5 separate regions of the Homo sapiens genome follow, and all the other regions are linked to region 1. Evidence: chromatin contacts called from ENCODE Hi-C or POLR2A ChIA-PET data. All regions are on one chromosome and are shown on one strand. Each heading gives the region's core, a stretch centred on a gene start or an enhancer-like site at or near the end of the contact. The rest is flanking DNA. Distances are from core to core; before and after follow the strand shown.

The links. Hi-C counts contacts between places; a loop is a spot of excess contacts on that map. ChIA-PET counts read pairs that join two places held with the same protein, here RNA polymerase II (POLR2A). Pooled maps may share reads with other maps.
Region 2: a map with no recorded cell type shows a loop between it and region 1 (12-fold over the local background). The contact joins the promoter of PFN1 here to the promoter of KIAA0753 in region 1. A Hi-C loop is called at or near these places in 1 of 168 maps with a recorded cell type or tissue (naive thymus-derived CD4-positive, alpha-beta T cell), 4 of 37 single-sample maps with no recorded cell type and 9 of 50 pooled maps.
Region 3: a loop to region 1 is called in a map of ascending aorta, with 7 times the contacts of the local background. The contact joins the promoter of RABEP1 here to the promoter of KIAA0753 in region 1. A Hi-C loop is called at or near these places in 2 of 168 maps with a recorded cell type or tissue (K562 and ascending aorta) and 6 of 50 pooled maps. POLR2A ChIA-PET finds 5 or more read pairs at or near these places in 1 of 52 experiments (activated T-cell).
Region 4: a pooled map shows a loop between it and region 1 (6-fold over the local background). The contact joins the promoter of CNTROB here to the promoter of KIAA0753 in region 1. A Hi-C loop is called at or near these places in 7 of 50 pooled maps. POLR2A ChIA-PET finds 5 or more read pairs at or near these places in 2 of 52 experiments (T-cell and activated naive CD4-positive, alpha-beta T cell).
Region 5: a pooled map shows a loop between it and region 1 (9-fold over the local background). The contact joins the promoter of WRAP53 here to the promoter of KIAA0753 in region 1. A Hi-C loop is called at or near these places in 3 of 168 maps with a recorded cell type or tissue (B cell, CD8-positive, alpha-beta T cell and naive thymus-derived CD4-positive, alpha-beta T cell) and 10 of 50 pooled maps. POLR2A ChIA-PET finds 5 or more read pairs at or near these places in 1 of 52 experiments (naive thymus-derived CD4-positive, alpha-beta T cell).

What each region holds. Positions count from the first base shown.
Region 1 is chr17:6,639,272-6,642,093 of GRCh38, reverse strand. KIAA0753 reads left to right here and starts at 1,383. Exons shown (of 19, transcript NM_014804.3): 1 at 1,383-1,457. It overlaps TXNDC17 (thioredoxin domain containing 17), which reads right to left and starts at 1,034. Exons shown (of 4, transcript NM_032731.4): 1 at 867-1,034; 2 at 260-341. The coding sequence starts at 1,011. It overlaps LOC122526780, which reads left to right and starts at 1,778. Exons shown (of 1, transcript NM_001396008.1): 1 at 1,778-2,822. The coding sequence starts at 1,778. RefSeq lists enhancers at 315-374, 575-844, 975-1,856, 2,755-2,822.
Region 2 is chr17:4,947,060-4,949,881 of GRCh38, reverse strand. It overlaps PFN1 (profilin 1), which reads left to right and starts at 1,352. Exons shown (of 3, transcript NM_005022.4): 1 at 1,352-1,619. The coding sequence starts at 1,488. It also overlaps a transcript of ENO3 not described here. RefSeq lists silencers at 1-302, 763-1,012, 1,143-1,482, 1,753-1,822, 1,853-2,082 and an enhancer at 393-562.
Region 3 is chr17:5,280,938-5,283,759 of GRCh38, reverse strand. It overlaps RABEP1 (rabaptin, RAB GTPase binding effector protein 1), which reads right to left and starts at 1,476. Exons shown (of 18, transcript NM_004703.6): 1 at 1,240-1,476. The coding sequence starts at 1,273. RefSeq lists a silencer at 1,037-1,756.
Region 4 is chr17:7,930,901-7,933,722 of GRCh38, reverse strand. It overlaps CNTROB (centrobin, centriole duplication and spindle assembly protein), which reads right to left and starts at 1,517. Exons shown (of 19, transcript NM_053051.5): 1 at 374-1,517. The coding sequence starts at 643. It overlaps TRAPPC1 (trafficking protein particle complex subunit 1), which reads left to right and starts at 1,777. Exons shown (of 4, transcript NM_021210.5): 1 at 1,777-1,992; 2 at 2,147-2,217; 3 at 2,574-2,712. The coding sequence starts at 1,894. RefSeq lists a silencer at 469-646 and enhancers at 574-703, 834-1,123, 1,154-1,213, 1,434-1,483, 1,824-2,063.
Region 5 is chr17:7,687,032-7,689,853 of GRCh38, reverse strand. It overlaps WRAP53 (WD repeat containing antisense to TP53), which reads right to left and starts at 1,377. Exons shown (of 11, transcript NM_001143992.2): 1 at 1,293-1,377; 2 at 775-1,206; 3 at 532-630; 4 at 153-264. The coding sequence starts at 1,205. TP53 (tumor protein p53) reads left to right here and starts at 2,364. Exons shown (of 11, transcript NM_000546.6): 1 at 2,364-2,477. RefSeq lists enhancers at 1,426-1,475, 2,274-2,822.

The DNA of each region.
Region 1 (2,822 bases), core at 134-2,633:
CCTGTGCAAAGTTTCAAAGTGTGACTAAGATATAAAAGTAAAGCCAGCTAAGTTCTGGGCTTACACCAGACCAAATTCGTTGAATTACCCTTACTTAATTCAGGTGGGCATTTTAAATTTGTATTTAATAGCTTCTAATTGTTTAACTTGTCAGACATTACCTTGTAAGACAAACTGGGTAAGTAAGTCCCTGAGGCCCTTCCCGCCTAAGTATGCAATTTGTGCACGTCTGCGAGGTAGATTATACATTGCCACTTACTAAGGCTTTTCTCCTACTTGGCAGTAGATGAACACACATCCTTCACTAATGTGCTTCAGCCCCTCTCGTACGACTGGTTCAGCTTTAAAAAAAGTTGAGATAAAATAATCGCACGTCAACTCTACAATCAGGCACGTATAAACTGTGTTCTTTCCCCCTTCCCCCAGTCTTGGTAAGCACTCAGACTTTAACCTGCAGCTAACTGAAGAGGTCAACACAAGTCAGGTGTTCCCTTCTGGTCTTAGAGCCACGTTAAGGGTAAGGACCAAATCCCAGTCCCGATTTGCCCCTGCACCACCGCGCCCGTAACAATGGAAAGCACATGTATTTGCTGACCAACTCACGTATCCTGTAAGACACTAATGGTACTGGGGGAGTGAGAAGTTTTAAGGAACTAGATTCCAAGATCATCCGGGTAAGGTGGTAAAAGGAAGAGCGCTCTTGGCAGGGCGGGGTAGGATTTAATAGAAGGAGACTTGGGGACAGCTCAGATTGCTCCGCGGATGTCTGGAACCAAGACTCTGCCTCCGCTAAGCCCCCCTTCTGGCCGTAGGCTCGACCTTCCTGCCATTTCCATTGGACAGCAGCCCCCGAATCCCGGCCTCACCCTGCACGCAGTCGGGGCACCAGCTTTTCCCCCCGGCGTCCTTAGAACCCGTAAAGTAGGCGAAAATGGTCTTGCCATTGTGCTGTTCCACGGCCCGGTGGAACTCCTCGAAGCCGGACACGCTCACCTCCTCATAGCGGGCCATTGGCACGACGTGCAGCCGCTACTGGAGGAGTGCACGTCCGGTCGCCGCGGTTGGGTCCCGCGTAGGCGGGGCGAGGCTGTTTCCGGGTGGGCAAGAGAGGGCGGAGCCTGCGGAAGCCAGCGCCGCTAAAGACTACGGGAGCCTCTGACGACCACAATCCATCCGCATGGCTTTTTGCTCTAGTTCCTCAGATCTTTCTGCGCTAGCTGCACTCCCAAGCCCAGGCTTAGATCTACCCTAATCTAGTCCCAGCCCCGACCTCATGGACACTGGCTGCAAAACTTACCGCCTTGCAACACCTGGATCCTTAAATAGTTCAGGGCCTCAAAGGCTCCCAAGCCGCCCTGCGCCTGTTGCTATGGCGACTGGGCAGGCGGCCGGAAGCGCGGCCTTGTTGGGGGCCCCCGTTGCCCGCCTCCCAGTAGCCGCGCCTCACCCTAGGCCAGGTGGGCTCGGGCCGGGGCTGGGGGGGATTCTGGGAAGCCGCATAGAGTCATGGACTTGGGGGAGAGGAGATCTGACTCGGAAAGCCTTTGTTGCTTTGTCCCCCCAGTTACCTTTTCTGCCGTCTAGGCTTTACGGGGGCCTGGGACTGGGGGCGGGTTCCCGAGACTGGGCGGGGGTGGGATGGGTGAGGGGCTCGGAGGGAGAAAGGCTGCAAGGCCGGAGCGGAGTGTGTGAGTGCGTGTGTGGAGCAGCTTAGGGAGCGAGGTGCTAAGACATCCCCCAGGGCCGCGGTAGGGAGGAAGGGAACTGCCCTGGAGCTATGAGCCGGGAGACTCGCCGTGGGGCCTTGCCCAGGCTGCGCCGGGGAGAGCAGGCGGCTAAGATGCCGGGTCGCTGCGTGGGGCCCAGCAGGTCGGGGCGGGGGGTTCGGCGGCCGTGGGGGAAGAGACGGGGCGCAGGGACGTCCCGAGGCCGTGGAGCAAGGCGCCGGGCGAAGCCCTCGGAGTGGGAGACGCGCTGTGTGAGTGCAGAAAGGCCACAGGGCCGTCAGCGGCCATGGGGGACGAGACAAGCGGCGGAGACAGCCGACGCCGCCGGGGCGAATGAGGCTTTGGGAGCTCCTGGGACCCCAGGCTCCATCGAGGCTGCAAGGGACCCTGGGGCTGTGTGGGTGAACGGGGCTGTGGGGGAGCCCGAGGTGGTGGGGCTTGCCGGGGCTGTGTGGGTGACCGGGTCTGGGGAGGAGGAGACCGAAGATAGAAGTCCCCGGGGCTGCGAGAGAAAAGGTCGCCCGGGATCTCTGGGCCATGAGAGCATTCTGCACCTGTGGCTGAAGGTGCAGGCTATGAGGGCCGCCTCGGGATGTGGGGAAGGAAGTAGAGTCGAGCTCCATCCCGTGCCTGCAGGAGAGGGACCTGTCGAAAGGGGTGTTCCTGGCCGAGCTTCCTGGGTAGAGACAAGCCGCGGCGGTCTTACAGGGCCCTGGGTGAAGGAACAGGCAAGGGGGATCCCTCGGGCCCCCTCAGGGCCCACAGCTCTGGGCTTAGGGGCAGCTTACGAGAGAGCCTTAGGCTTCTGTGGACAGGGACAGGCTGGGAGGGTGCCTCCTGCGAGTGTGCCTGGGGCTTTGGCGTCAAGTTCTGAAATGGCCCCGCACCTGTGGAGGGGAGAAGCTGTGGGGGTTCCTGAGACTGGGGAGGAGATAGGCTATGGGTTTGTCTCAGGCCCTTGTGAAAAAGAACAGACTATGGGCGAGCCTGGGACCGTGGGGTGGACTGGGGCTGTGGGAGCGCCCAGAGCCATGGAGGGAGAGCTCGGCTGTGGCGGTGCTGCAGGTCTGTGGGGGAGAGGACAGTCCCCGCAGA
Region 2 (2,822 bases), core at 103-2,602, 1.7 Mb after region 1:
GGCCCCGCCCGAGCCCGCCAGTGACTCAGCCGCGCGGCTGTCGAGGAACACGGACTCGAGGGGCGTCGGGGACTGTGGGATTCGGCGTGGACGCCAGGGATGCGCGCCGCGCTCGGGAGGAGAGAGAAAACCAACCCCCTTTCCGCCCGGGCCGCGCTCGGTGACCCCTTGCCCCTAGCCCAGGCTCCGGAAGCCGCCCAGCCCTCGGCGGCGGGTCGGAGGAGGCGGTTTCACCGCGGCCGCCGCACGGCCGTCCCGCCCGTCCCGCCCTCCCCAGGTGGCTGTGAGCGCACATCTGACTGCGAAGAAACCCAAAGGGCCCGAAGTGGGACTTTCCCCTTCTTGAAAAAGTTGCCACTCTTGCAACTTGAGTATTCTTCCGCCTCGAAAAATAGCCCCGCCTGTTAAGCCCCGCGGGTGTCCGCGCTCTGTGACCTCTGCAGACACAGGCCAAGGGGCACGGCCGGTGATCCAGACATTGCCTGCCTGGGGCGGGCGGGGCTGGGATGTGGGGTGAGGCCCTGGGCTAGAGCCGATCCAGAGAAGGGACAATCCTCTAGACTGAGAATGGGCCCTGGTGAACCCAACCTGCACGACCCGAGAAGACGCTGGGGACAGAAGTGGCCCCGGTGGGTGCCTTCAGCTATGAGAGCGACTAGAGGATTTGGCCAAACTCTTCTTTGCTTTCTTATTACTTGAATAAGTAAAATCAAGGGTGGTGAGGCGGCAGCGCGCACGGCTTCGCCCCCGCCCCTTCCGCCAGGCGGGAGACACGTCCCCAGCCCGCCTTCCTTTCCCGCAGGGTCCACACGGGTCGGGCCGGGCGCGCTCCCGTGCAGCCGGCTCCGGCCCCGACCGCCCCATGCACTCCCGGCCCCGGCGCAGGCGCAGGCGCGGGCACACGCGCCGCCGCCCGCCGGTCCTTCCCTTCGGCGGAGGTGGGGGAAGGAGGAGTCATCCCGTTTAACCCTGGGCTCCCCGAACTCTCCTTAATTTGCTAAATTTGCAGCTTGCTAATTCCTCCTGCTTTCTCCTTCCTTCCTTCTTCTGGCTCACTCCCTGCCCCGATACCAAAGTCTGGTTTATATTCAGTGCAAATTGGAGCAAACCCTACCCTTCACCTCTCTCCCGCCACCCCCCATCCTTCTGCATTGCTTTCCATCGAACTCTGCAAATTTTGCAATAGGGGGAGGGATTTTTAAAATTGCATTTGCAAAGTTCGGTGTCTGGGCTGGCGAGTGGGGGAGGGAGGGAATGGGGAGTAGGCCCCGCCCCTACCGTCCTTTGCAAATAAAAATCTAGCGGGGCGGGGGGGGGGAGGAGCAGGAAGTGGCGGTGCGAGGGCTGCTGCACAGCGAGCGGAGCCGCGGTCCGGACGGCAGCGCGTGCCCCGAGCTCTCCGCCTCCCCCCGCCCGCCAGCCGAGGCAGCTCGAGCCCAGTCCGCGGCCCCAGCAGCAGCGCCGAGAGCAGCCCCAGTAGCAGCGCCATGGCCGGGTGGAACGCCTACATCGACAACCTCATGGCGGACGGGACCTGTCAGGACGCGGCCATCGTGGGCTACAAGGACTCGCCCTCCGTCTGGGCCGCCGTCCCCGGGAAAACGTTCGTCAACATCACGGTACTGCGAGGCCTGCGCGGTCCGGGGCACTGCTCCGGTTTGGACCCTGAGGGAGGGACTTGGGTGGGGGCGGGCGCGGTCTAGGGCGCGCAGCGAGAGGCCCTGACTGGGTGCTTGCCCTGGAAGCGGCGCGAATGGCGGCTGCACGTGAGTGGGTCCCTCAGTTGCCCGTAGGTCCTATGCCCCAGGCGGCGGCGCCCATCCCGCCCGCTACCCCGCTTTCCGCGACGGGGCGTTACATCCGGGGCACAGGGCGGGGAGGGGCGCGGCGCCCGGTGCGGCGGCCCACTTCCGCCTCTCCCAGGGCGGGGCGGGGACGCGCCTCAGTTTTTACTGGGGATTGGGATTGAGAGGGGACCCGGGGATCCTTGGACCCCCAGCTCCCCGTCCGGCTGCCAGCCCGCGTCCCTCTACCATTGTTTCTCCTGGTGCGGAAGGGAGCCCCAGGCGCGTGGTCTTGGTCCCTTGCCCACCCTCTGTGGGCTTCTGGCCCCTCCTAACTCCGTTAGAGAGGGCGAGGCCACCACACGCCCCCCCAGCTCAGCACGTTGGATTCAACATTCCTGCGAGGCCAATCCCGGAAGTCCCCTCGCCCTCCCTTCCCGCCATCCGGCGGGGCCTGGAGCAGGGGAACTTTGTGAGAAGTTCTGAGACAGCATAAGCGAAAGTATATTGGTTTACTACCGCTGCTCCCACCACCATCTCCCTGTCCACACTGCCCGGAAGTGGGGAGGGGGAGCGGAAGTTCAAAAGGGGGGGGAAGGGGGTTTCCGGGCGGGAGGGGACCGGATGTGGGGGCTTGGGGTGAAAGGGGGAGGGGGGAAAGGTTCCCGGGGTACCTAGACCCGAGAGCTGGCCTGCCGGGTCTGGCCCCTGTCCACCTTCAAAAGTTTTCCAACTTTCCCGGAAAGCCCCCAGGGGTCTGCTTCCTCATCTCAGAGCAGAGATACCTGGAGCTAAACTCTAGGTTACTTGGAGACCCAGGCGTCCGGGCCCTAACAGCTCCTGCAGAACCTTTGACCAAATAAGGGCAAAGTTGCTTCTCTTGCCTCGCCCGCCCCCCTCCCTTCCCCTCTCCGCTTCTGCTTTTCCTGAAGGAGAGTTCTGAGCATCCAAAGGCTCCTCACTTACCTCACTGACTCCCTTTATTTCCTGGGTTTACTTTCCCCATTAACACTGACATCTAAATCTCTAGAGGAGTAT
Region 3 (2,822 bases), core at 227-2,726, 1.4 Mb after region 1:
GCAGCCAGAACCTTAAAATCTGATAACATGGTTTCAAGTTCCCCAAAGGCAAAAATAAAAAGTAAGGGTTTCACGAAAGGTTATTTTGAGACAACCCCAAGGAAAGCCAAGTTTTAAAGTACCTACTCCGTACCAAGCCCCTTTTCCCAACATTCTACTCTACTCACACTTAAAGATGCTAAGCACACACGCTGATTATAGAAATACACCAGAAAGTACTTTCACAACTAGATACAGTGGGACCTTGGAAAAGCCCAAGCACACTATTTCCAAACATCTATTCTAGGTGGTAAAACCTGGAACCATGTAGTCAATCTGTGAAGCACAGCTTAGTCCAATTTCCCAGAAGGTCACGAAGGGCTCTGACAACCAACTTTGATTATTTAGGATGGGGCCCTTTTTTCCTTCCAAGAATATAAATGACACATTTCTTCGACTTCACTTTTTTTTTTTTAGTTCCACAAGCAAATATCTTCAAGTAGTGCAAGTAGGCCTCAGCATTCTCAAACACTATTCTCATTATTCCTAATACCTCCATAATACTATTATTGTATATACACATTCGTGTTGCTATTTTTATAGATAAAATATAAAGGCATGAATTAACCTCTTGGTTAATTCGTGGGTGAGAATACTGAGGCTCAACGAGGCTAAGAAATGAGCCCAGAGCTTGCTGGTTAAGAATACAGGTCCTCTAGACTCCCAGGCCCCAACACTTAACCATTAAGCCACACTGCCATTCAGGGAATGCTACTAAATCCAGTTACTGTACACAACTACTTTCAGGTCACATAACTGGGTGCAAAGAGTTCTATAGCAAGGATTGGGGCGGCAGGGAGGGTACACTACCTAAGCTAAGATTTTTTTTCTTTAACGAATATAGCACATGTTCCCGATTTCCATCCTCCCCCACGGGCAGAACCCACGTGCCGGTCCCCCGCTACCCAGAACCGCTCCCTCCCCACACTACCCCACGCTACCCAGCAGCCTCCCCACGCCCTTCCCTCTGCCCTCCCGCAAGCGCTGCACCCGCGCCTCCCGCCCCCTCCCCAGCGACGGCAGCCGGGGCGCCCGCGCCGCCCTCGCGCGCCGCAGCCCGCGCGCCCCCGCCTCCGCCCGGCGGGGTCACCCCCGGGGCCTGCGCGCGCCCTTGCCGCCGCCTGCCCGCCCCGAAATCCTCCCGCGACGCCGACGCCGGGCAGGCCGCGCCCGCCGCGCCTGCCATGGTGGGCGCCTCACCGTCAGGCTGGGAAGCCGGGCCCGGCTGCGCCATGACCAGGCGGCCGGCCTCGGGGAGCGGGGATGGGCGGGGAAGCGGCGTCCTGGGCTCCCGCGGGCTCAGCTGGCGGAGGAGGCGTCAACCGAGCCGCCGCCGCCGCCGCCCAGAGAGAAACCGCTAAGGCTGGATCCGCCGGCGCCGCCACAGCCGCGGGCAGAGACGGACCCGACCGCCGACCTCCGCCTCCTCATCCTGACAGCGGGAAATAAGCAGTGCGCAGGCGCAGGGGGATGGGGCGGCACGTGACGTTGGCCCGAGGGGAGGGGCGGGGCCTCGGGAGCGCGGAGGGAGCGCGGAGGGAGCGCGGAGGGAGCGCGGAGGGAGCGCGGAGGGAGCGCGGAGGGAGCGCGGAGGGAGCGCGGAGGGAGCGCGGAGGGAGCGCGGCGGGAGGGGAGGGTTTCGGCGGAGCTGGGCGCCTGACCCAGCGGCGCGGGGAGGCTGAGTGCCGAGCGGAGCTGGAGAAGAGGGGCTGCAGCAGAGGCCTGGCCTCTCGAAGGTGCCGGTCCCGGTTCTCCACCCCAGCACAGTGAGGGGAAAAAAAAAAATGAGTAAGAGAGGAGGACCGATGGCGGGGTGCAGTTCCAGCCTCTACCTCTTCTAGCTTTGCGACCTTGGGAGAGTCACTTCACCTCTTGGAATTTTTATCAATATAATGGCTAAGAAAAGTTTAAACGAGGTAATAAAGTATGAAGAACTGTTTCCGACAGTACTGGGCCTGGACCCCAGGTCTTCTGGTGCAGAGGCCAGTATACTATCCATTCAGCAAATACGTTTGGGTTTTCAGTCGTGATAGATGCTGGAGATACAGCCAGGTACAGACCCTGCACTCATGGCAGGAAAGGAGAAATCATATACACAAAGTGTGGCCCTTATACTTGGGCCCCTGGGCCCTATACTTTAGGAACTCCCCTCTAATCACCACTCCCCGTCTGATTTCGACACCTGGAGTGCCCCATGCCAAGGAGGTAGTTTAAAAAGCTTTTTTTTTTTTTTTGGAGATAGAGTCTCACTCTGACACCCAGGCTGGAGTGCCATGGTGCGATCTCGGCTCACTGCAACCTCTGCCTCCCGGGTTCAAGCAATTCTCCTGCCTCAGCCTCCCGACTAGCTGGGACAACAGGCGCACGCCACCACACCCGGCTAATTTTTGTATTTTTAGTAGAGACGGGGTTTCACTATGTTGGTCAGGCTGGTCTCAAACCCTTGACCTCGTGATCCGCCTGCCTCAGCCTCCCAAAGTGCTGGGATTACAGGCGTGAGCCACCGCGCCCGGCCTAAAAAGCTATTTTGAAATCAGAGAGGAGCATCAGGAATTATGTACATTTTAAGACCCAGCAATCCCACCCCAGGATGAGGGAGTCCACAGGGTTTGGCACTTCAGGACCAAGTTCTGAATACTTGTGGCCCCAGAATTCCCTTTCCAGATGGCTGAAGCTGTGGTCTCTTTCCCAGATCCATTCTCTCTATGGCAGAGTCTAGACATCCCTAAAAGAAGCTAAAGTGAAAGCATAAAGAATGAGTTCATGTCCTTTGCAGGGACATG
Region 4 (2,822 bases), core at 268-2,767, 1.3 Mb before region 1:
TATCAACATAGTGTTGAGCTGGAAGGATCGGAGCTGCTATCCTAAGTCCCTAGCTCCCTCTTGGGATCAAGAAACCTTACCCATTCCCAGTGCACGGGAAATAGCTCACCAACCTACCCCATAGGTTTGCTCTATCTACTCGGAGCAGAGATGTCTCTCACAAAAAAACACTGGGAAGTTTCATAATTTTCAAATTATGGTGTCCCAGGTCACTCCCTCCCTTATAAGCATGGCTGCCTATGCAGTTAAAAGGAATATGAAATCCAACAGGAAGAGTTCAAATCTCATCAAAGCTTTTTATTTTTACCAACCCCAATCCCAAGACTCTCTGGTGTCTAGTGCCACAGTGGTCTCCAAGACACACTTCCCTCACCTTTTTCTTCAAGTTCTTTTCCAATCCGACTGACAAGCTTCGACTCAATTCTTGGGCGAAGCCGTCTAACCCTTCATGAGGCGGGGAGGTGGAGGGTAAATACAGCTGGGCTCGGGCCGTGGCCTCCGCCTGCCGGCTGAGGCGCAAAGAAGCATAGAGCTGGGAGGTCACTTCAGACGACACTTGGTTGAGCCCAGGGGGTTCTGATGAATCACTCAGGAGATCCTCCGCCCCGAGGGGTGAACTGGGGCTGTCAGCTGATGTTGCCATGAATACAGGGAAGAGACAACCGGAGACAGCAAAGAGCTGGGAGGTTCTGCTTTAGCAAAGTCCAGGAGGAAAAGTTCACGGAGAAAGACTTGGGAGAAGGGAGGAAGACTCCACGCCAAGGATCCTTGGTGAATTAAGGATATCGAGGCTTTCTGGTTAGAGGAAAGGTTTCCACCAGTTCCAGGGGCCATGGGAGTGGGCAAAAGCATCCCTTTCCCCAGCTCCTGGGAACAGCGTTAAGAGGGTGCAGCGCAGAGCGGGTGCGGACAGAAGACCTACTGTGGGACAACAGCGCTGCTGAAGCTCCTCTTCCCGACTACGAGTGCTGGAAGCTGCAGATCAACTCCGGCACAGGCTATCCCCGGTCAACTGAGCTCTTAAGTTCTCACACCCAAAACGTCCCAACGGAAACGGACCCAAATCCACTAGGAGCCCAATTTCTGTCCCCCTGCCCTACTAGTCCCTCAATTGGTTCCAGTCTCAAGAGAGGGCGGAACCTCACGCTCCCCCATCCCTTCACCCGTTCTACCCAGGGTCAGCTCCAGCTCCCTTGTACTTTCCCTTCGACCCCTCCTGGCAAGAAAGCCATAGCGAGCTTCCTTGTTCCCTAGAATCTCTCCCTCCCGACCACCCCAAAAGAAACCTTGTGAACCCTCAGTCACGCCCTAAGTCGTCCCTAAGAAGCACGCCGCCCTCAAGCCTAGCCCGAGATCCTCTGCCCCGACGACCACCTGGTTCCGCCTACTCTCCACCCTTCCAGTCCTCAGTCCCCAATTTGCCAAAGTGGGGGGCAAGCGATTGACCTCCTCCCCTGAGATCCCCCTCTCACGCCTCCCCCTACGCTCAAAACCGTTGGCAGCCTCCCGCCCACTGTCCACGGCTCCGCCTCTCTCGCCTCGATGACGTCACCCGCCCGCGAGACCACGCTCGCAGACACTCACATCACTTCTGTATCCCGAGCGCCTGGCCGCGCGTGCGCGGCTCCGGTGGCCACAGATTGGCTGAGGGAGGGAGGCGGAGTCTGACAAGCAGCACTGGAGCGGAGTTAATGCCCAGCCGCGGCCGAGCGAGAACCCCCCTAAGGGGCGGAGCTCCGTGGAAACCGGAAGTAACTCTTGACGGGCACTCGGAGCAGTTCCGGTGAGTCCGTGGGTGGGGTCCCCACCTGGTTGGAAGGCTGTGGGTCCGGGAACCCGAGCCCAAGGAGTGGGGGCGGCCCCGGAGCGAGGCTCACACTCCCTGCCCTGCAGATGACTGTCCACAACCTGTACCTGTTTGACCGGAATGGAGTGTGTCTGCACTACAGCGAATGGCACCGCAAGAAGCAAGCAGGGATTCCCAAGGAGGAGGTGACGAGAGGGCCCCGGTGCAGCCCGGGCGACCTCTCATCTCCAAACACCTATAGTCCCAACCCAGCCCCTCCTCTCCAAACCCCAGCTCGTTCCCACCCCCCACCCCATCTCCCGCATCAACCGAGAGCTAACTCTGCCCCTCTCCCTCCAGGAGTATAAGCTGATGTACGGGATGCTCTTCTCTATCCGCTCGTTTGTCAGCAAGATGTCCCCGCTAGACATGTACGCGGAGTCAGAGAAGATGTTGGGAGGAGGGCTAGCCTTGGGAATTTGGGGATGGGGGAAACTTTCTGAAGTGGAAGGAGCATTGGCCTCCAGAGGGGGGAAAGGGTACTTAAGAGAGGCTGAGTCCGGAGCGAGAGTGCTGGAGCTGGCAGGAGTGGGGGTGGGGAGGGTCTGAAAGTAGAGAAGTTGGTGGGGGCTAAATTGAGGGGTGACGATGGGCGATGTCTTTACTCAACCAGGCTTCTACAAAGGATATGTTTAGATAAAGAGGGAGTCGATGTTTGCGGGGATCAGAAGTGTCTCTTTGGGAGAGATTCTGCTCCCATTCTTTAACACCCTCCTCATCTCTGCAGGAAGGATGGCTTCCTGGCCTTCCAAACTAGCCGTTACAAACTCCATTACTACGAGACGCCCACTGGGATCAAAGTTGTCATGAATACTGACTTGGGCGTGGGACCCATCCGAGATGTGCTGCACCACATCTACAGTGCGGTCAGTGCCAGCCCCAGGGACCCATCCCCCAGAGCTCTTCAGAACCCCAAGACTCCCTCATCTCCCCTGCCCCAATCCTACTATATGTTTGCTCAACTCAAGAGTTTTCT
Region 5 (2,822 bases), core at 128-2,627, 1.0 Mb before region 1:
AGAATTCGGGGCAGAAAACGCTACATGTGGAAACTCGTCTTGAAAAACAGTCCCGTTTGTGAACAGGAAACACTTGGACTACACTTTTTCCATCTCCACGAAGGACTTAAATGTGCAGCATTGATGAAGAGGCAGTTAGCCCCAGTCCTTACCATTTCTGCATATTCCACCTGCTCCCCCTCATGGTACAGCTCTGGGGGCAGGTTATAAATTCGCAAGATGTTATCAGCACTATTGGTCAAGATGCAGGAACCGTCAGGAGCCCTAGAAACAGGGGAGAGTTAGAAAGCTGGCCAGACCTATGCTTTTCAAGTGTAGGGCTAGGGCTGAGCCTGCCTCTGGGGTAGGTAAGCCCCCCTGAATCCTTGAGGGAAGTAGAAGACACAAACTGCTAGATAAAATGTAAGCTCAGTCTAAAAGGGCTACGTGCCGCTTCTCCCAGCTCTGGGGCATCCCTCTCCTAGAAAACTGGACTGTTTTACAGTGAAAATCTCGGGGGTGGTCAGCTCCCTGCCCCGTTGTTATCCTTACCACTTACAGCCTTTCAAGAAGTTCTCAGGTTGGGTGCTGAACTCTGACCAGGAACCACTGAGAAATCGAGGCAGCTGGGAGAAGCTGTAGTTCCAAGCGCTGAAAGGAAGATGGGGGACAATAAACCTGGGTCGCCAAGCAAAGGGGGCAGAGGCCTGGAGAAGTGGGTCTCAGGACCAGAGGACAGATCGACCTCACACTTCATCTCCCCAGACTCCACACTCCACTGCCATCACCACTTACGTGTCTCCCTCGTCCTCTGCAGCGGGTTCCCCAGAGGTATCTTCCATGGCTTTTCCAGACCCCAACTCTGGCCCGTTCGCTTCTTCTTCAGAAAGGCTCCCGTTTGCTTCTTCTGCAGGAAGGCTTGTATTTTCAGAAAGTTCTTGCTCCTCGATTCGAGGACTCAACTCACTAGGGGAACCAAACTCTGTTTCCAGGGGAGTGGAGAGAGAAACTGGGTCCCCCTCCCGTAGCTCCTGGGACACAGCTGAGCCAGCCACAGGATCTGGGGACAACCGGGGCGGATCCCCCCTTTCGGGAGGCGGTGGCATCAGTTCAGAGTCCGCATTTTTATTCATCGGGGAAGCGTGGGGAGAAGGATGGGCTGGAGCTGGGTCCTGGTCTGAAGGACAGCAGTCCGGAGCTAACGGTTGAGTCTCCAAAGTCTTCATACTGCAGAGGAAGCACAGCGGAGATTAGCCTCAGCCAGGATGGCTTCGAAGTTCTCAGGGATCCGACGCAGAGCTAAAGAAACCCACCTGTGCTTCCCTCCTCTTCTGGGAGTAGGCAGAAGACTCCCGGGAGGAGAGGCGAACAGCGGACGCCAATTCTTTTGAAAGCACTGTGTTCCTTAGCACCGCGGGTCGCTACGGGCCTCTTGCTGTCGCGGGATTTCGGTCCACCTTCCGATTGGGCCGCCGCATCCCGGATCAGATTTCGCGGGCGACCCACGGAACCCGCGGAGCCGGGACGTGAAAGGTTAGAAGGTTTCCCGTTCCCATCAAGCCCTAGGGCTCCTCGTGGCTGCTGGGAGTTGTAGTCTGAACGCTTCTATCTTGGCGAGAAGCGCCTACGCTCCCCCTACCGAGTCCCGCGGTAATTCTTAAAGCACCTGCACCGCCCCCCCGCCGCCTGCAGAGGGCGCAGCAGGTCTTGCACCTCTTCTGCATCTCATTCTCCAGGCTTCAGACCTGTCTCCCTCATTCAAAAAATATTTATTATCGAGCTCTTACTTGCTACCCAGCACTGATATAGGCACTCAGGAATACAACAATGAATAAGATAGTAGAAAAATTCTATATCCTCATAAGGCTTACGTTTCCATGTACTGAAAGCAATGAACAAATAAATCTTATCAGAGTGATAAGGGTTGTGAAGGAGATTAAATAAGATGGTGTGATATAAAGTATCTGGGAGAAAACGTTAGGGTGTGATATTACGGAAAGCCTTCCTAAAAAATGACATTTTAACTGATGAGAAGAAAGGATCCAGCTGAGAGCAAACGCAAAAGCTTTCTTCCTTCCACCCTTCATATTTGACACAATGCAGGATTCCTCCAAAATGATTTCCACCAATTCTGCCCTCACAGCTCTGGCTTGCAGAATTTTCCACCCCAAAATGTTAGTATCTACGGCACCAGGTCGGCGAGAATCCTGACTCTGCACCCTCCTCCCCAACTCCATTTCCTTTGCTTCCTCCGGCAGGCGGATTACTTGCCCTTACTTGTCATGGCGACTGTCCAGCTTTGTGCCAGGAGCCTCGCAGGGGTTGATGGGATTGGGGTTTTCCCCTCCCATGTGCTCAAGACTGGCGCTAAAAGTTTTGAGCTTCTCAAAAGTCTAGAGCCACCGTCCAGGGAGCAGGTAGCTGCTGGGCTCCGGGGACACTTTGCGTTCGGGCTGGGAGCGTGCTTTCCACGACGGTGACACGCTTCCCTGGATTGGGTAAGCTCCTGACTGAACTTGATGAGTCCTCTCTGAGTCACGGGCTCTCGGCTCCGTGTATTTTCAGCTCGGGAAAATCGCTGGGGCTGGGGGTGGGGCAGTGGGGACTTAGCGAGTTTGGGGGTGAGTGGGATGGAAGCTTGGCTAGAGGGATCATCATAGGAGTTGCATTGTTGGGAGACCTGGGTGTAGATGATGGGGATGTTAGGACCATCCGAACTCAAAGTTGAACGCCTAGGCAGAGGAGTGGAGCTTTGGGGAACCTTGAGCCGGCCTAAAGCGTACTTCTTTGCACATCCACCCGGTGCTGGGCGTAGGGAATCCCTGAAATAAAAGATGCACAAA